2 separate regions of the Homo sapiens genome follow, and region 2 is linked to region 1. The links are chromatin loops, found by intact Hi-C in ENCODE. Cell type or tissue: endothelial cell of umbilical vein. All regions are shown on one strand. Each heading gives the region's core, and the rest is flanking DNA. Links, peaks and the distances in the headings are about the cores only.

Region 1 (8,343 bases), core at 281-8,280:
GTAGAAATTCACTAAATATGTATTGAATGAATTACTTTTAAAATAAAATAATACCATAATTTTTGAAAATTTAGCTTCTTTTGTATTTTTAGATTTGGCATTAATTCAATGATAATAACTCAAATTTTACTTTATTTTCAAAGGCCAAATCTATATCATTAAACATTAACATTTAACATCTAATCAAAACAATATAATTAGTCATACTTGTAACAATATTATTAATTGTATTAATTCCATATTAATTTTTACTTAAAAACATTTTCCTGGCAAAAACAAGAGTATGAAACATATCAAATAGGATGGAAATCTAAGTGAACTGTTGAGGTTGTCATAAATAGCTAGTAATAGAAATGTATAGCAGAAATGTGACTAGGCCTGAACATCTATCACTTAATTGGTTAACTACAATAAGTATCTTTATTCAATTGAGTCTGGAGTTTATTTGCATTTATGACCAGATGCTTGGAAACTAACTATTATTGCTGTGATTGTTGTTGAACTTTTAATGAATTACATGCTGCACCAATTTTAGCGGACCGTAATTTCTTCTCTAAAAGTACAAATGTGTGAAAATTACAACAAAATGGAAATGCTGACAGATGTTCAGCTAAAGTATCACTACCTTGGACTTATTCCATATTGTGTTTTCAAGCCCTGTTTTTCTCCTCAGATAGTTTAAGAAAACCTCTAAACAACTCTTGAAATGACAGTACATCTTCAATAAGATCTCTCATGAATTCTGCACATTTTAATTCTCAAATTATGTTAAATGTCTAGATCCACTCTAGGATGACTAAATATATAGAACTAAGTAATACAATTTACTAAAAAGAATTGCTCCCTCTAGTGAAGTCACAATATTATTTCATTTCCTGGCACTCCTGTACTGAGTAATTTAATAAATGTTATAAGTGATGATGACTATTATGTTGATGATAGTGGTCTGGCCTACTTTTGTGATATTAAATTTTAATGTTTTCTGTGCTTGAAAACAGGAAAGTTAATAATGGTTGATTACAGCTGTTTACTGGATATTTTAGAACATTACATTTAAAAACTCTGTGTTGAAAAAGTAATTTATTTCTAAAACTCTTGAGATTATTTCTGAAACACTATTGGTACTATGTGATGTTGAGGCCTATGACAAAGTTGACATTAGCAGAGTAAAGAGGGGAATTAATGCAATTGTCCTAATAATTAAAAGTGTTCTGGGGAAAGTAAGTTTAACTGGAAATCTAATTTTAGCCATAATGCCTATCTTTGCTCTGGTTACCATATACCTAAGAAAAATTAGACATTATCAATCTTATTCCTCTCTACTAGTCAGAAATATTGTGCAACTAATCATACAGATGTAAGATATTTGAAATTATTGGACTTGTATTTAAATTGCTGTTACAACACCTGAATATAAATCAAAATAGTGGGGCTGCTGTAAAAGGACAAGTATTATTTAATTCTCAATTTGTTAATGCAGATCTGGCCTTACTTCATTTTAAATCACAGGAAAGAGAAATCAAAATGGAAAAGTTATCCAGGTGATTACATTTATACAAGTGATTAACTTAAATGTGACAATAATAATAAAGAAGAACAAAACAAAATCAGTGAGGAGATTCACTTTTCCTTCCAAGTAGGACCGCATTTTCTGGGGAATTTGAATTACCTGGATAATTATTTCTGTACTCCACCACTTTGTCTGAAAAGGCAAAGCATTTTTACAATAATAGCCCGGTTACCAGTCCCATCAAGTTACTGTTTTTCTGTATCAATAATAATAGAGTAATTCCACCAAATTTTATGTAGTTTTCGCCTTCCAAGTGCTTAGCAAATATTAATTCATCAATGTAGCATTCCTATGAGGAGGTAAGAATTTTTAATAAAAAAATATAATCTAGATTAATTTACTTGAAAGCACACATGTAAGAGAAGCAGAGAAGCTCTAAAAAATTAAATGATTATATAAGGATATGAAAGAAGGCAATATTATTTTATGGTTCATTCTCTCTCCAAGTAATTTGAAGAGAAGCTCTTGGGAGTAACAGGCCCGTCAAGGTTTAAAAAGATTTTGTCTACAGTCTCGTCTTTCAAGTGAAGGAACAATTAGCAATATTTCCATGGAGACGTGACCAAGTCCCAGGCCAAGAACAACCCTCGCCCCAGGCACCCAGCCCAGGCCCTTCCTGGGGTTCACTGGACCCCGCCAAGAGCAGAAGCCTCGTGTCCCGCACGCTGGGCACCCGCATGAGGCTGCCTGTGGCTGCTCCGCAAGGTCCTCGAGGCAGAAATCTCGGTGGGCGGAACCCAGTTCGATGCTGTCAAGGCTGCCAGTCTCCTCCACACCTTCCCGGAGGCCTCCTCCTTTCCCTCCAAGGCCAAGTGCGCCATTTATTTTGAGAAGCCTGAGGCTTCGTCCTCGTCCTGGGGACCTTTCCGCGCACATCTCTTGCTCCTGCATCCTAGAGGGAACGGCGCTCTGACCTGGAGGAGGCACTAGCCCGACGCTGGACGCACGGAATCCTGAGAACAGGCGGGCTGGGAGCACTGGTGGGCCAGGGCTGCGGCGTCCCAGGCAGGGTCGGGCCTCGCCTTCGCTGCGTTCCCAAGCGAGGCCCTAGAGGAAGGGGCGGAGAGGGTGATCCTCTGAGGCTCCTGAGGACCGGGAAGGGTGTCCACACCCGGGAAAGGGAGGCTATTGTTTTGGCCTTTTACTATTCCACGCTTTCTCCAAAAGCCTGGTTAAAAGTCAAGGGAAGGGCCGGGTGCGGTAGGTCACGCCTGTAATCCCAGCACTTTGGGAGGCCAAGGTGGGCGGATCACGAGGTCAGGAGATCGAGACTATCCTGGCTAACAAGGTGAGACCCCATCTCTACTAAAAATACAAAAAATTAGCAGGGCGTGGTGGCGGGCGCCTGTAGTCCCAGCTACTCGGGAGTCTGAGGCAGGAGAATGGCGTGAACCCGGGAGGCGGAGGTTGCAGTGAGCCGAGATGGCGTCACTGCACTCCAGCCTGGCGACAGAGAGACACTCGTCAAAACAAACAAACAAAAAAGTCCAGGGAAGTGGTTGGTGGTAGGTAAAGTTCCTTGGTCTCTCTGATGGGGTGACTTCTATCCACCCTGAGTCACCCGTTTGTGTCCCAGCTTTCAGCAGTTTCCCCCCAGCTCCCTGGTACTGTCCGTTGTGAAAATTTGAAACGAAAAAAAATCTGCCCTTGGGTGTTCCTAAAACTTTCTGATTGTTTCTCTGGATAGTGGACAGCTGCCATGATAGGCAATCCTCACACCGTATCACGGCGTGTTGAGTTTATCCCAAGATAACAGCGTCTTTGTAGCAATAACTGATGAGGAAGAACATTTTATTTATTCATTTATTTTTAATTTCATAAGTGATGAGAAACCAAGGGTTTGGATGATAGAGTTCCGAGGAAGGAGAAACGCAGGTGTGTAAAACGAGACATTTGGCATATTCAGTGTTGGAGAAAGGTGCTCCTTTTGGAAAGATGAAGTTCAGGGAAATTCATTGTTTCTCAGGTATTTCTGTTTTCCTTAGGATATTTCTAGTTTTGATCACCCTCATTTAAGGAGACAGAAAAAGCTAAGTGAGAACTGAACTTCAGTTCATCAAATCTGTCTTCATTTAGGCTTCAGTCAATCCTTTGTTCTTTGAAAAAAAATCCTCCCCCACCACATCCTACCCCACCATGATATTATAATAGTCCAGCTAAACTACGTATAAAAAAGAATATAAATAAAATATAAGTATTAAGAACACTCAAAGCCGGGTGAAATTATTCATACTTGCAAAAGTTGATGAGCTAATTTGGCTCTGAGCTTGCTTAGAGCAAGCAGTAAAAAATAGAAGGCATTTTGGTTTCTGCAAGGCTACTTTGTAAAATCTTTGATCTGCCACTAGAGGCTGCTCTTAATTCTTAATATGTCAGGACTAATCCAGTGAGAAGTTTTTTTTCCTCACAGCCAGTAAGGAACTGGAGATTACTTTAGAAGCTGCATTTCTTTGCTGTTATTTGATGTCTTTTTCCCGCGAACCGTTCTTTTTCCCTCCCTCTCTCTCTTCCCTCCCTTCCTTCCTTCCCTCCTTCCTTCCTTCTTTCTTTCTTTCTTGGGAGAGGCAGAATGGCACTACGTCAGTTCTGTTTGATTTTGGCTTGCATCCAAATAGAAAATAAAGACACTCTTAGTTTGGGCTTACGCTTTTGTATTTCAGCACAGTACATAGGCTTACGGTGTTTTTGGTTGCCGTTACCAAATTTTCCTTTTTGCAATTTGAAAGACAGCCTGATCAACATAGTGAAACCCTGTCTCTACTAAAAATACAAAAAAAAAAAAATTATACAGGTGTGGGGGCGGTCGCCTGTAATCCCAGCTATTCGGGAGGCTGAGGCAGGAGAATTGCTTGAACCCAGGAGGCGGAGGTTGCAGTGAGCTGAGATCACACCATTGAACTCCAGCCTGGGCAACAACAGCAAAACTCCATCTCAAAAAAAAAAAAAAAAAAAAAGGAACTCATTCAGAATTCAACAGCAACCAAGGAGTGAAGCTGAGAGCAGATCTGATTTGCGTGATGCCAAAGCTCACCTTCTTTTTAATTCATCACACTATAAGTTTAGCAAGGACGGGCCAGGTGTGGTGGCTCATGCCTGTAATCCCAGCATTTTGAGAGGCCAAGGGGGGCAGATCATGGGGTCAGGATATCGAGACCATCCTGGCTAACACGGTGAAACCCCATCTCTACTAAAAATACAAAAAATTAGCTGGGCATGTTGGCACATGCCTGTAGTCCCAGCTACTCAGGAGGCTGAGGCAGGAGGATCGCTTGAACCAGGGAGGCGGATGTTGCAGTGAGCCAAGATGGTGCCACTGCACTCCAGCCCGGGCGACAGAGTGAGACTCTGTCTCAAAAAAAAAAAAAAAAAAAAAAAAGAAGTTTAGCAAGGACAAAAGTATTATTAAGGAATCATCCATACATTTGATAGTTATTGAATTTTATTTTTATTAGCTAAAGTCTATACTTCATTCAGATTACCTTGGGTTTTATCTAATATCCTTTTTCTGTTCGAGGATCCCAACTACGACACCACATTACATTTAGTTGTTTTAGGGCTCCCTGGGTTCCTCTTGGTTGAAACAGTTTCTCACACTTTCACTTTTTTTTTTTTAATCTTGACAGTTTTGAGTAGTGGTCAGACATTTTGTAGAATGTTTCTCAATTGTGATTTGTCTGATATTTTTCTCATGATTAGTCTAGGGTTATGGGTTTGTGGAGGATGGCCACAGAAGTAAAGTGCCATCTTCATTATATCATATCAAGGGTACACGTCAATATGATTTGTCACTGTTAATGTTGATCTGGAACACCTGGCTGTGGTATTGTTTCTCAAGTTCTCCACTTTACTGTCATTTTGTGTAGAGATTACATGTCCCTTTTTTGTCCAGGCTGGTCTCGAACTCCTGAGCTCAGGTGATCCTCCCTCATTGGCCTCCCAGAGTGCTGGGATTATAGGCACGAACCACTGCACCTGGCCCAGATATCTTCCCCCCGCCACTCCCTTTTTTTATTGTATTTTTTGGGAGGAAGTCACTCTGCGCAGTCTGCTTTTATTTATTTATTTATTTATTTATTTATTTTATTTTATTTTTATTTTTTTGAGACGGAGTCTTGCTCTGTCGCCCAGGCTGGAGTGCAGTGGCACAATCTCGGCTCACTGCAAGCTCCGCCTCCCGGGTTCACGCCATTCTCCTGCCTCAGCCTCCCGAGTAGCTGGGACTACAGGTGCCTGCCACCACGCCCGGCTAATTTTTTGTATTTTTAGTAGAGACGGGGTTTCACCGTGTTAGTCAGGATGGTCGCGATCTCCTGACCTCGTGATCCGCCCGCCTCGGCCTCCCAAAGTGCTGGGATTACAGGCGTGAGCCACCGCGCCGGCCCACAGTCTGCTTTTAAGGAAGGGATAGCTATGCCTTACTTCCTTGAGGCAGAAGCAACTACATCACTTATTTGGACTTCTGCATAGGAGATTGTGTCTCCCATTTATTGATTTATACATTTATTTATATCACTATGGACTCATGGATATTTATTTTATAATTTGGGTTACAATTCAATACTATGTTATTTATTTTCTTGCCCCAGTTGGTCCAGCTTTGGCCACTGGGAGCTCTTTCAGTTGGCTTCTGTGTCCCTCTGACATACTCCAATCATGAAGTTCTTTTATTTTGCTTTGTTTGGTTTTTGAGCACTTCCTTGCTTTCTGATGCTATAAGATGCTACTGGCTCATCTTGTATATTTCCTGCCCCAGTCCTAGAATGAGCCATTTCTCCAAGGAGCCCTGGTTTCTTTTATGGGAGAATGGTGCTAAATGTGCTCCATACTACTGTGTCATTGCTTCTAGTGTTCGTCAACTGACAGAGCAAGGAAAAACATGTGTATATACTGACCCCTATATATACACATAGCTATAAATATCTCTATATGTGACCATTTGTCTCTACATTAAGCTAAGCATGAGTTAATACTGATGCCTTAAACTCTAATCCATTACCACATGGCTCATTCTAGCCTCCTTCCCTTGCTTGTCTGTAACCTCTCACTCCGGTAGTGTGAAACCTGGGTCCTGCCATCTTCTATTTGTGTAATTGTTCAATTCCACCATATATGTAGGGCAGATCAGAATTGTTAATCAATATTCCCATGGACAATAACAGTCAACTAAAGTACAGTGCTTATGTATAGTTTCTTTTGCACTCAATCTTGCAAATTTCATTCATTTTCATAGTTACAGAGGTCAGCACTTTTCCCCCGACCCCTTTAAATGAGGTTGTAAATGTACTTGTAATACAGTTAGTTTTGGTTACTTTTTGTATTTGATCTGGGACCCCCCCCCTAAAGCCCCTAAATGACTTTTTTTATTTGCACATATTAAGGTTTATTCCTGTGCTGTATATTCTCTAGGTTTTGACAAATGCTTAATGCCATGTATCCACCATCACAATATCATCCAGTAGTTTCATTGCCCTGAAATATCCCCTGTGCTTCACCTATTTACCTCTCCCCCAGCCTCAAGCCCCTGGCAGCCACTGATCTTTTTACCATCTCTATGGTTTTGCTTTCCAGAATTGTATATAGTTGGAATCATACAGCACATACCCTTTCAAACTGGCTTCTTTCACTTAGTAATAGTCTCTGAAGATTCATTCATGCCTTTTTATAAGTTGATAGCTCCTTTTATTGATGAATAATATTCCATTTTGTAGATTTATCATAGTTTGTTTTTCCATTCACTTATTGAAGGGCATTTTTGTTGCTTTCAGCTTTTGGCTATTATGCATAAATCTGCTATAGACATTCATATGCAGGTTTTTTTGTGGACATAAACTTTCAAATAAGCTAGGTAAATGGCTAGGAGTGCAATTGCTGGATCATATGGTAAGATTATGTTTAGCTTTGTTAGAAACATTGTCATCCAAAAAGTACCATTTTGTGTTCCCAGCACCAATGAGTAAGTTCCTGGCCAGGCGTGGTGGTTCATGCCTGTAATCCCAGCACTTTGGGAGGCCAAGGAGGGCAGATCACGAGGTCAGGAGTTTGAGACCAGCCTGGCCAATATGGCGAAACCTCATCTCTACTAAAAATACAAAAATTAGCCGGGCGTGGTGGCACACACTCGAAGTCCCAGCTACTCGGGAGGCTGAGACAGGAGAATTGCTTGAACCTGGGAGGCGGAGGTTGCAGTGAGCCGAGATTGCGTCATTGCACTTTGGCCTGGGTGACAGAGCAAGACTCTGTCTCAAAAAAAAAAAAAAAGTTTCTTCCTACTGCTCCACATCAATTGGTATTGCTAGTTTTTAAATTTTAGCCATTTAATAGGTTTGTAGTGATATGTCACTTTTCAATTTCCTAATGACAAATGATGGTGAGTATATTTTCATATGTTAATTTACCATCTACATATTTTAATCAGTAAACTGTCTTTCAGATCTTCATTGGTAAACAGTTTGTTCAGGCTTTTTTTTACTTTAATACATCAAAAGTTTACTTCTTATTTTTATTTATTTATTTTGAGACAGGGTCTCACTCTGTTGCTCAGGCTGGAGTACAGTTGTGCAATTAGGGCTTACTGCAGCCTCGACCTCCTGGGCTCAAGTGATACTCCCACCTCAGGCTGCCCTTGTCTCCCCACCCCCAGTAGCCGGGACTACAGGTATACACCACCACGCCCAGCTAATTTAAAAAAACGATTTTTTTTGTAGAGATGGGGTATCTCTGTGTTGCCCAGGCTAGTATGGAACTCCTGGGCTCAAGTGATTCTCCCGCTCAGC
Region 2 (8,343 bases), core at 226-8,225, 52 kb after region 1:
TCTACTCTGCATGTGCTCTATAAATGGAACAACAAAGCCTGGGTGACGGCACGTCTGTTAATAGAATGGTTTACTGAATATTTTATGCCCATTGTTGAGACCTGCTGCTCACCAAAAAAGATTCCTTTCAAAATAGTACTGCTTATTGACAGTGTGCCTGGTCATCCATGAGCTCTTATGGAAATGTACAAGCAGATTAATGTTTTCACAGCTGCTAACACAGTATCTATTCTGAAGCCCATGGATCAAGGAATGACTTTCAAGTCTTGTTATTTAAGAAATACATTTTGTAAGGTGATAGCTGTCATAGATAATGATTCCTTTGATGGATCTGGACAAGGTACATTAGAAACCTTCTGGAAAGCATTCACCATTCTAGAAGCCATTAAGAACATTCATGATTCATAAGAGGAGGTCAAAATATCAACATTAACAGGAGTTTGGAAGAAATTGATTGCAACCGTCAGGAATGACTTTGAGGTGTTCAAGACCTATATGGAGGATGTAACTGCAGAGTGGTGAAAATAGCAAGAGAGCTAGAATTAGAAGTGAACCCTGAAGATGTATCTGAATTGTTGCTATCTCATGATAAAACTTGAATAGGTGAGGAGTTGCTTCTTATGGGTGAGCAAAGAAAGCGGTTTCTTGAGATGGAATCTACTCCTGGTGAAGATGCTGTGAGCATCTTGAAATGACAAAAAAGGATTAAAAATATTCCATAAACTTAATTGAGAAAGCAGCACCAGGGTTTTGGAGAAGTTCTACTGTGGGTAAAATTCTATTAAACAGCATCGCATGCTTCAAAGAAACCTTTTGTGAAAGGAAGGGTCAATTAATGCACCAAACTTCAGTGTTGTCTTATTTTAAGAAATTGCCACAGCCACCCAAGTCTTTAGCAACCACCACCCTAATTAGCTAGCAGCCATCAACACTGAGGCAAGACCCTTTATCAGTAAAAAAGATTACAACTCGCTGAAGACTTAGATGATTGTTAGCATTTTTAGCAATAAATTATTTTAGTTAACATATATACTTTTTTACACATAAGGCAATTGCACACTTAGTAGACTGCAGTATAGTGTAAACATCACTTGTATATGCACTGGGAAACCAAAAAACTCATGGACTCACTTAATTGTGATATTTGCTTTATTGCGTGGCTTGGCACCAAAACTGCAGTATCTCTCAGGTATGCCTGTGGCTTTAATATGTAACATGCAATGAATAGGAAACTGGAAAAATGCAACCCAATTATCATGAGGAAAGATTACAATTAGCAATAATTTTGGTAGTTGAAAAAAAATAACTGCAAAGGAGAGTTGGGTAGTGAAGATCTGTCAATGTGTCTCCAGTGTGCCCATGGAAGTAGGTGCCAAATTGAGCTGGAACATGTGTTTCAGGCTATTTGACAGGTCTGGTCCTACAGAAAACAGTGTATGTGACAGAGACCTACTAGTTGTTTACCACACAGTTCCCTTTTCTTCCTGGGTACAGAATTGGACTATGTTAGCCTTCCTTGCAGGACATGATTTGAGAACTGGCTATAAAATGTGGGCAGAAGTAATAGATGCACTTCTAGGCCTGATTCCTTCATTATCTTCCCCTGTCTTTGAGCTAGATGCAAAAGAACCAGTGAGGGATTCCAAGATGCAGGGGATGGTAAAGCCATAAGAAGGAAGAAGACAGGATTTCCAAGTCATTATTTGGTGGAGAGCCACCTAGGAAAGATGACAGTCAGGAATATCTCCTTTAGACTGTTGCATGAACAAGAAACTTTTATTGCACCAAACCACTATTGATTGTTTCTAAAGTGCAATAATTAGACTCACCTGGCTAATGCAATATATCACACTATCACAATTTAAAGACATCTGTAAAATAATTAATCTACCTTAACTCTTCCTTAATTCTTTTTTTTTTTTTTTTTTTTTTTTTTGAGACAGAGTTTCACTCTTGTTGCCCAAGTTGGAGTGCAATGGTGCAATCTCGGCTCACTACAACCTCCGCCTCCCGGGTTCAAGCAATTCTCCTGCTTCAGCCTCCCGAGTAGCTGGCATTACAGGCAGCTATGTATAAAAAAGTATATATGTTAACTAAAATAATTTATTACTAAAAATGCTAACAATCATCTGAGCCTTCAGCCAGTTGTAATCTTTTTTACTGATAGAGGGTCTTGCCTCAGTGTTGATGGCTATGCCTGGCTAACTTTGTATTTTTTCAGTAGAGACGGTGTTTCTCTATGTTGGTCAGGCTGGTCTCGAACTCCCGACCTCAGGCGATCCACCTGCCTTGGCCTCCCAAAGTGTTGGGATTACAGGCGTGAGCCACCGCGCCCAGCCCTTTAATTCTTACTAAGTAACTTGCTTCCTGGAAAGAGATACCTAATTAGGTGACATGAGTATTCAGATTCACTAACTAGTATATTTTAACTGTGTAAATTAACAAGTTAGCATTCTTAGTTAATCTCTTGTATGTTTGGTTTAGATAAGTAGATCTTCCAAGACTTGGTTGACTAGGGCTGAACTGACAAATTGAGTTTCTAAACCAGCAAAACTGAACCCATAATCATCCAATCAAAGCTTGCACATTCCATGAGGCTTAGCTTGAAAAAATGAAGAAAGTGCTTCCCTCTTTGTCATCAAATACAAAAATACATGCCCATCATTATTTTGGTATTAAATATTTATGTATAATTATCACAGATGTTTAGTAAATCTATTTCTATAGAAACTGACTGGACAGTCTGGATAGTCCAAACCATCCAGAGGACACCCTCAAATCTGGAAGTAAGAGTTGCAAAAACAGCTATTGTAGAGTCCGCACCACCTCCTAGAACTTAGACCCAGCCCAGATCCTATGCACTTAGAAATGTCTCTTTTAAAATATTATGTTTTAGCAAGATTGGTTACCTGACACCATATAACAACCTTCAATCCTTCTAAATGTTAGAAAGCAGTAAATTAAATGCAAACAGGTGGTATGCTACTAAATGTGGATGCATTAACAATAGCCAAAATAGCAGCTGATACTAAAAGATGGAGACATAACTAAAATATATGCAGTTAACCTCTAAAAGTACAGCATTCTGGGGCAAACAACCCTTCATTAAACTAGGACTTTCTGAACTCAGAATGTACGTAGCACCTTGTTGATAATAGGGTGGACAGGAGACAAGAAATATGTGTAGTTTGTGTCATCAAGAAGCTTATAATTTAGTTGAGAAAAAAAAAAGAGAGGCCAGGCGCGGTGGCTCATGCCTATAATCCCAGCACTTTGGGAGGCTGAGGCAGGTAGATCACCTGAGGTCTGGAGTTCAAGACCAGCCTGGCCAACATTGTGAAACCCCATCCTTACTAAAAATACAAAAAAATATCCAGCTGAGGTGGCAGGCACCTGTAATCCCAGCTACATGGGAGGCTGAGGCAGGAGAATCACTTGAACCCAGGGGGCGGACGTTGCAATGAGCTGAGATCGCTCCACTGCACTCCGGCCTGGGCAACAAGAACAAAACTCTGTCCCAAAAAAAAAAAAAAAAAAAAGAAACAACGAAAAGAGAGAACATATGAAGCTTAATAACAATGATTTTGTTTAAAATATAAAGTAATAATACTAGGAATAAGGGCTGATGAAAGTGACAGGATAAAATATACTATATTTTATGACAGGAGATGATGACAGGAGAGATTATTCAGGGTAACTGGAGTAGCCAGAAAATGTTTTATAATAGAGGTTCTCTTCTTTCATTAGAAATTATGAGTTTAGTTGTTGTTTTAACGCCTAAAATAGCACATACAATAGAAATGTAAATAAAAGACCTTGGGGAGAGTCCCACTATTGCCTGAAGAATTTCTAACTAATGAATCATCAAAGAAACCAAGAGGAGGGAGGTAGGACTGGTAACATGAGCTGGTTGCCCATTTAGTACACTCAGGACATGTTCGTCATCCGTGCTCTAAGCTGAGAGCTGAAGATGTCCTTAAACAGGAAACAGGAACTTATTGTACAGCCTAAAAATGGAGCAGACACTTTGAAGTAGAAAAAGACCTCTAGTTTGCTTCTGGCTCAGTGACCAGACATGATTCTGAAGTTTCAGATAAAGGCAGATTTGTCATCAAAGCTCTGTAACTATCAGCCTCTTCATTTATTTGTTTATTCATTCATTTATTCAATAAACAATTATTAGATGCCTGCTGTAGATCCAGAACAACAATAACAAATAAGCTCCATTTCCTCTAAGAATATTCTGTGGGGAGGGGAGACATAGATAGGTCAATAGTTAGAACAAAAAAATGTGTGAAATGTATTGACAAAGGGATACGAAGGAGTGTGAGAACTCCCTGCTCTTTCACTTTCACAGTCATGCTTCTGTCCAGAGCACACGTCTCCTCTACATTCAATTTTTATCACCCATTTATACTCTATCCTTAGCCTCTGAACTCTCAGCCTAGATATTTTTTAGGAATGCTTCCTGAACCCCCAAACCTGGGCTGATGCTTCTATGAGTGCTTTTGGTGATCTGCATTGCCACAGAGGCACTTAGGACACAGCATTATGTCTGCCTGCAAACCCATCCCTAGACAACCATCTACACAAGGGTTAGGATTGCTTTTTTTTTTTTTTTTTGCTCCAGCACTGCCCCCATTCTTATCTCTGTGTTTTGCACATAAGCAATACGTGCTTGAAAGAATTAATCTAGTAATTAAGGATTAAATTTATTATTCCAAATATTCTAAGGAGTACATAACACATATTAGAACAATGTCTATTGTGAACTCTTGAAATGCATTTTACAAAGCACTTGAGTAAGCTTTAGTTATCTGGAAAATTCACTTGTATGGAAACTTCATTCCATGAAAGTGCTGGGTGAATTGTACTAGGGTAGATGAATTATTCACGCTTTCAAACTTGTAAACAGTAAATCAAACAGCTGCCGAGATATTCTTCCAATCCTCAATTAACTATGGTGACCAATGGGGAAAATATTTAGTAATAGTTAAACCAAATCCACTGAAAACCTTCCAGTGGAATTCTAACGTTCTTATTATGTCTTTTACCAGTGCTGTTACACATTGTTGAAAATGTCTTTTTTTTTTCTGTCTTCTCCCTTTTCCTCTGGCAAGTGTACTTATGAATAAGAAAATGGTCAGAAGACCACAAAAGATAGAGCCTCGCATTGAAACACAGCATAAAATACTAAAACAAAGTGGCATTGATCTGGGAATTCTGCAAAAATTTAGAATTTTTTTTGATCACGATATTACAATAATTATTAACATAAATAAGCAAGAGAGAGTTTTGTTGTAATAGCAATCCCTGTGCAGAAGGGCTTCAGAAGGATTTCACCTCTATAATGACAAAGCTGGTAGTTTGTAGTAATAGTAAAAAAAAATCACAAAAACTGTTAACAATAAACGTTTTTTTTTAAAAGGCCCAAAGGTGGAAAAAACATGCTGGATCCACAGAAAAACTTATACACAAATGTTTATAGCAGCATTATTCATAACAGACAAAAGGTGGAAATGATCCAAATATCTATCAACTGATAAATGGATAAACAAATGGTGGTATATCCATATAATGGGATATGATTTGGCAATAAAAAGGAATGAAGTAGAGTTACATGCTATATCATGGATGAGCCTTGAAATCGTTATGCTAATTGAAAAGTCACAAAATACTGCATATACACTTTTATTTATGTGAAATGACCAGAAGAGACAAATCTATAGAGGTAGGGAATACATTAGTGGTTGCTTAGGGCTGGGCATATGGGAGGCTGCAGGCATGACAGCTAAAGGGTATGGGGTTTCTAAAACTGACTGTGGTGATGATTACACATCTGTGAATACACTAAAAAACACTGGATTGTACACTTTAAATAGGTGAATTTTATGGTATGTGAATTATATCTCAGTAAAGCTGTTCTTAAAAGGCAATCTACTGGAAACAGAGTAAAAATTTATTGGCCAGGAGAAATCATACCTCATTAATATTTTAAAATATTTTACATGAGCAACTAGGCATATGTAAATAAAGAATGAGTGATCTACTTTTATCTTCAAGAAGACACAAGTGAAAGTCCATACCAAATACTATTCTAAATCAAGTCCTCATGAAATGGGGCAAAGATGAGTCTGGTTTGTCTTAGAAAAGAAATAGTTTTGAAACACCAAAACAAATACAATGGAAAAAATATAAAAAGAAGGATTCTTTCCAAGATTGCAGCTAAAGCTTGCCTTATCTATTATTTTTTTCATCAATCTGGAATTTCGTGAGAAGGTTTACTTGTTTTTATACAACTCTAACATTTTTCAAGTAAGGAAAAAATAAATCAGTGCAGATAGAACACAAATATATTTCCAAAAAATGGTCTAATTTAATGGGAGCATTAAAAAAATCCTCAGGCTTGTCATATAACAGTTAAAGAAATTCAATGGCTTATCTGATAAAAGAAAAAACAAAAAGGAAGGAAGGAAGGAAGGAAACTTACACATTGATCTTCCAATTGTTGGGCATGCGACCCTTCTCCTTTGGATATGGGTATTTATGATAAATCAGTCAGTCAAGATAAATCATTGAAAAGAATATCTCAAGGTATAACAGTTCTGATTGTAGATGAAGATTTGGAATCATCAATAAATTATTTAAGAGATCACTTAGCTGAAGTTTACATAAGTTCCAGCTTTACTGTTGCATCTTTATACTTATATTAGTTTAATGTGGTACATCAATTCAAAGAAGAAATAAATCAATTAATAATATTTACCTTCTTTTTCTGACCTATTAAATAACACACTGCTTGTTATATTATCTTCAGTCCATTTAACTGGGATATTCCATGTATAACTAAAATTTTTTTAAAAAGAAAAATTTAACTTTTATTACTAAAAGATAAAATTTCAAGAGTAAAAATCACTAAAAAGCAATAGACAAGTATATTTTTCTTTTAAATGATTATCTAGTCCATACTACACAATTAATGTAGTTAATACAACATTTTAGTGATGAAGATAAGCTGTGTAACTGTTCTCAATTTCTATAAATCTATAAAATTTAGAAATTGCATCAAAAATTAGCTAAGCATGAAAAAGATTATTTCAATAACATGCTTTGGCATTTTAGAATAAAGATATTGCATAAATTACACAAATATAATACATCTTATTATAATATTGAACATTCACACACATACTTGCACACAGTCTAATATGCTACCATTTCCATCAAGGAACACAAAACATTTTTAGAAATTAGAAGACAAATAGTAAACTCTGTGAAGGAAATAACACATTTTAGAAATTATGCTGAAAGTCTACCACCACCATCATCCCCTAAAGCCTCTCATACCCTCCCCTAAATATCCCCTATTTAGAACTAGAACTGAAGTGCTCAAGGGAAGAATCATCAGGTAAGCATGTTTCAGGAGTTTTCAGTGCTTCTCTTTAGCTACTTAGTATTTTCCTGCAGAGTGGGTAGGTGGGAGTTAACTTTGTATTTTGATATATACACTTAACAGTTTTGTCTTGAAATCTCATTTTTTTTGGTTTGTTCTTATATCATCTCATATCAGAAAATGCAGATCTGGAGAGAAGGTGAATCTACGTACCATTGGCTGGTTTAGGTTTCAACTCAAAGTTGGTTTATCTGTCAACATTCAATTCCCTAACAGAGAATTAGGGTTAACATTTCACCTTTTCAAGATATAACAAAATGTATGTCATTCAAGGAGAATATATTTTTGCTATATACCTGAAAGAAGTAATCCCTTGTTTTATAACTATTGAAGTGTTTTACAGGATTGAGTTTTTTTAAAATCAGCTCCTTTGGAGCATTTTACTGCAGTGGAATGTTTTTGGCTATACGTTTCATAAAACCAACACATAAATTGCTTCTTGGGCCTTATAGTGGACACTGTCAGTGCTTCCTCCTTATCTCCTTAGACCCCTTTCTCTCTTTTTTTTTCTTTTTAGACGGAGTTTCATTCTTGTTGCCCAGGCTGGAGTGCAATGGCACGGACTCGGCTCACTGCAACCTCCGCCTACCAGGTTCAAGTGATTCTCCTGCCTAAGCCTCCCAAGTAGCTGGGATTACAGGCACCTGCCACCACACCCAACCAATTTTTTTGTATTTTTAGTAGAGACGGGGTTTCACTATGTTGGCCAGGTTGGTCTCGAACTCCTGACCTCAGGTGATCCACCTGCCTCGGCCTCCCAAAGTGCTGGGATTACAGGCATAAGCCACTGTGCCCGGCCCCCTTTGTCATTTTTGTACACCTTGGATACCAGTGTGCTTTCCCTGCCTACAATCAATACCTGGGTCTCTCTGACAGAGGACTGCCTTCCA

Evidence for each region. Hi-C counts contacts between places; a loop is a spot of excess contacts. Peaks named below come from ENCODE experiments on the same cell type or tissue, not always from the same donor. Only the 100,000 strongest peaks of a DNase experiment are listed, where the experiment ranks them.
Region 2: it touches region 1 in a loop (6-fold over the local background); 5 of 110 quality-filtered maps call a loop at or near these places.

The regions. Positions count from the first base shown.
Region 1 is chr4:110,582,007-110,590,349 of GRCh38, reverse strand. No RefSeq gene overlaps it. Among named protein-coding and RNA genes, the nearest start is that of PANCR, 29 kb to the left of the region's middle. RefSeq lists a silencer at 2,143-2,437. In endothelial cell of umbilical vein, for the core only: a CTCF peak has its summit at 3,909 (motif pointing right); a DNase peak (open chromatin) is centred at 4,049.
Region 2 is chr4:110,529,701-110,538,043 of GRCh38, reverse strand. It overlaps ENPEP (glutamyl aminopeptidase), which reads right to left. Exons shown (of 20, transcript NM_001977.4): 11 at 6,767-6,846. Among named protein-coding and RNA genes, the nearest start is that of ENPEP, 58 kb to the right of the region's middle. In endothelial cell of umbilical vein, for the core only: no CTCF peak of the experiment used is centred there; a DNase peak (open chromatin) is centred at 3,943; H3K27ac peaks cover 2,325 bases.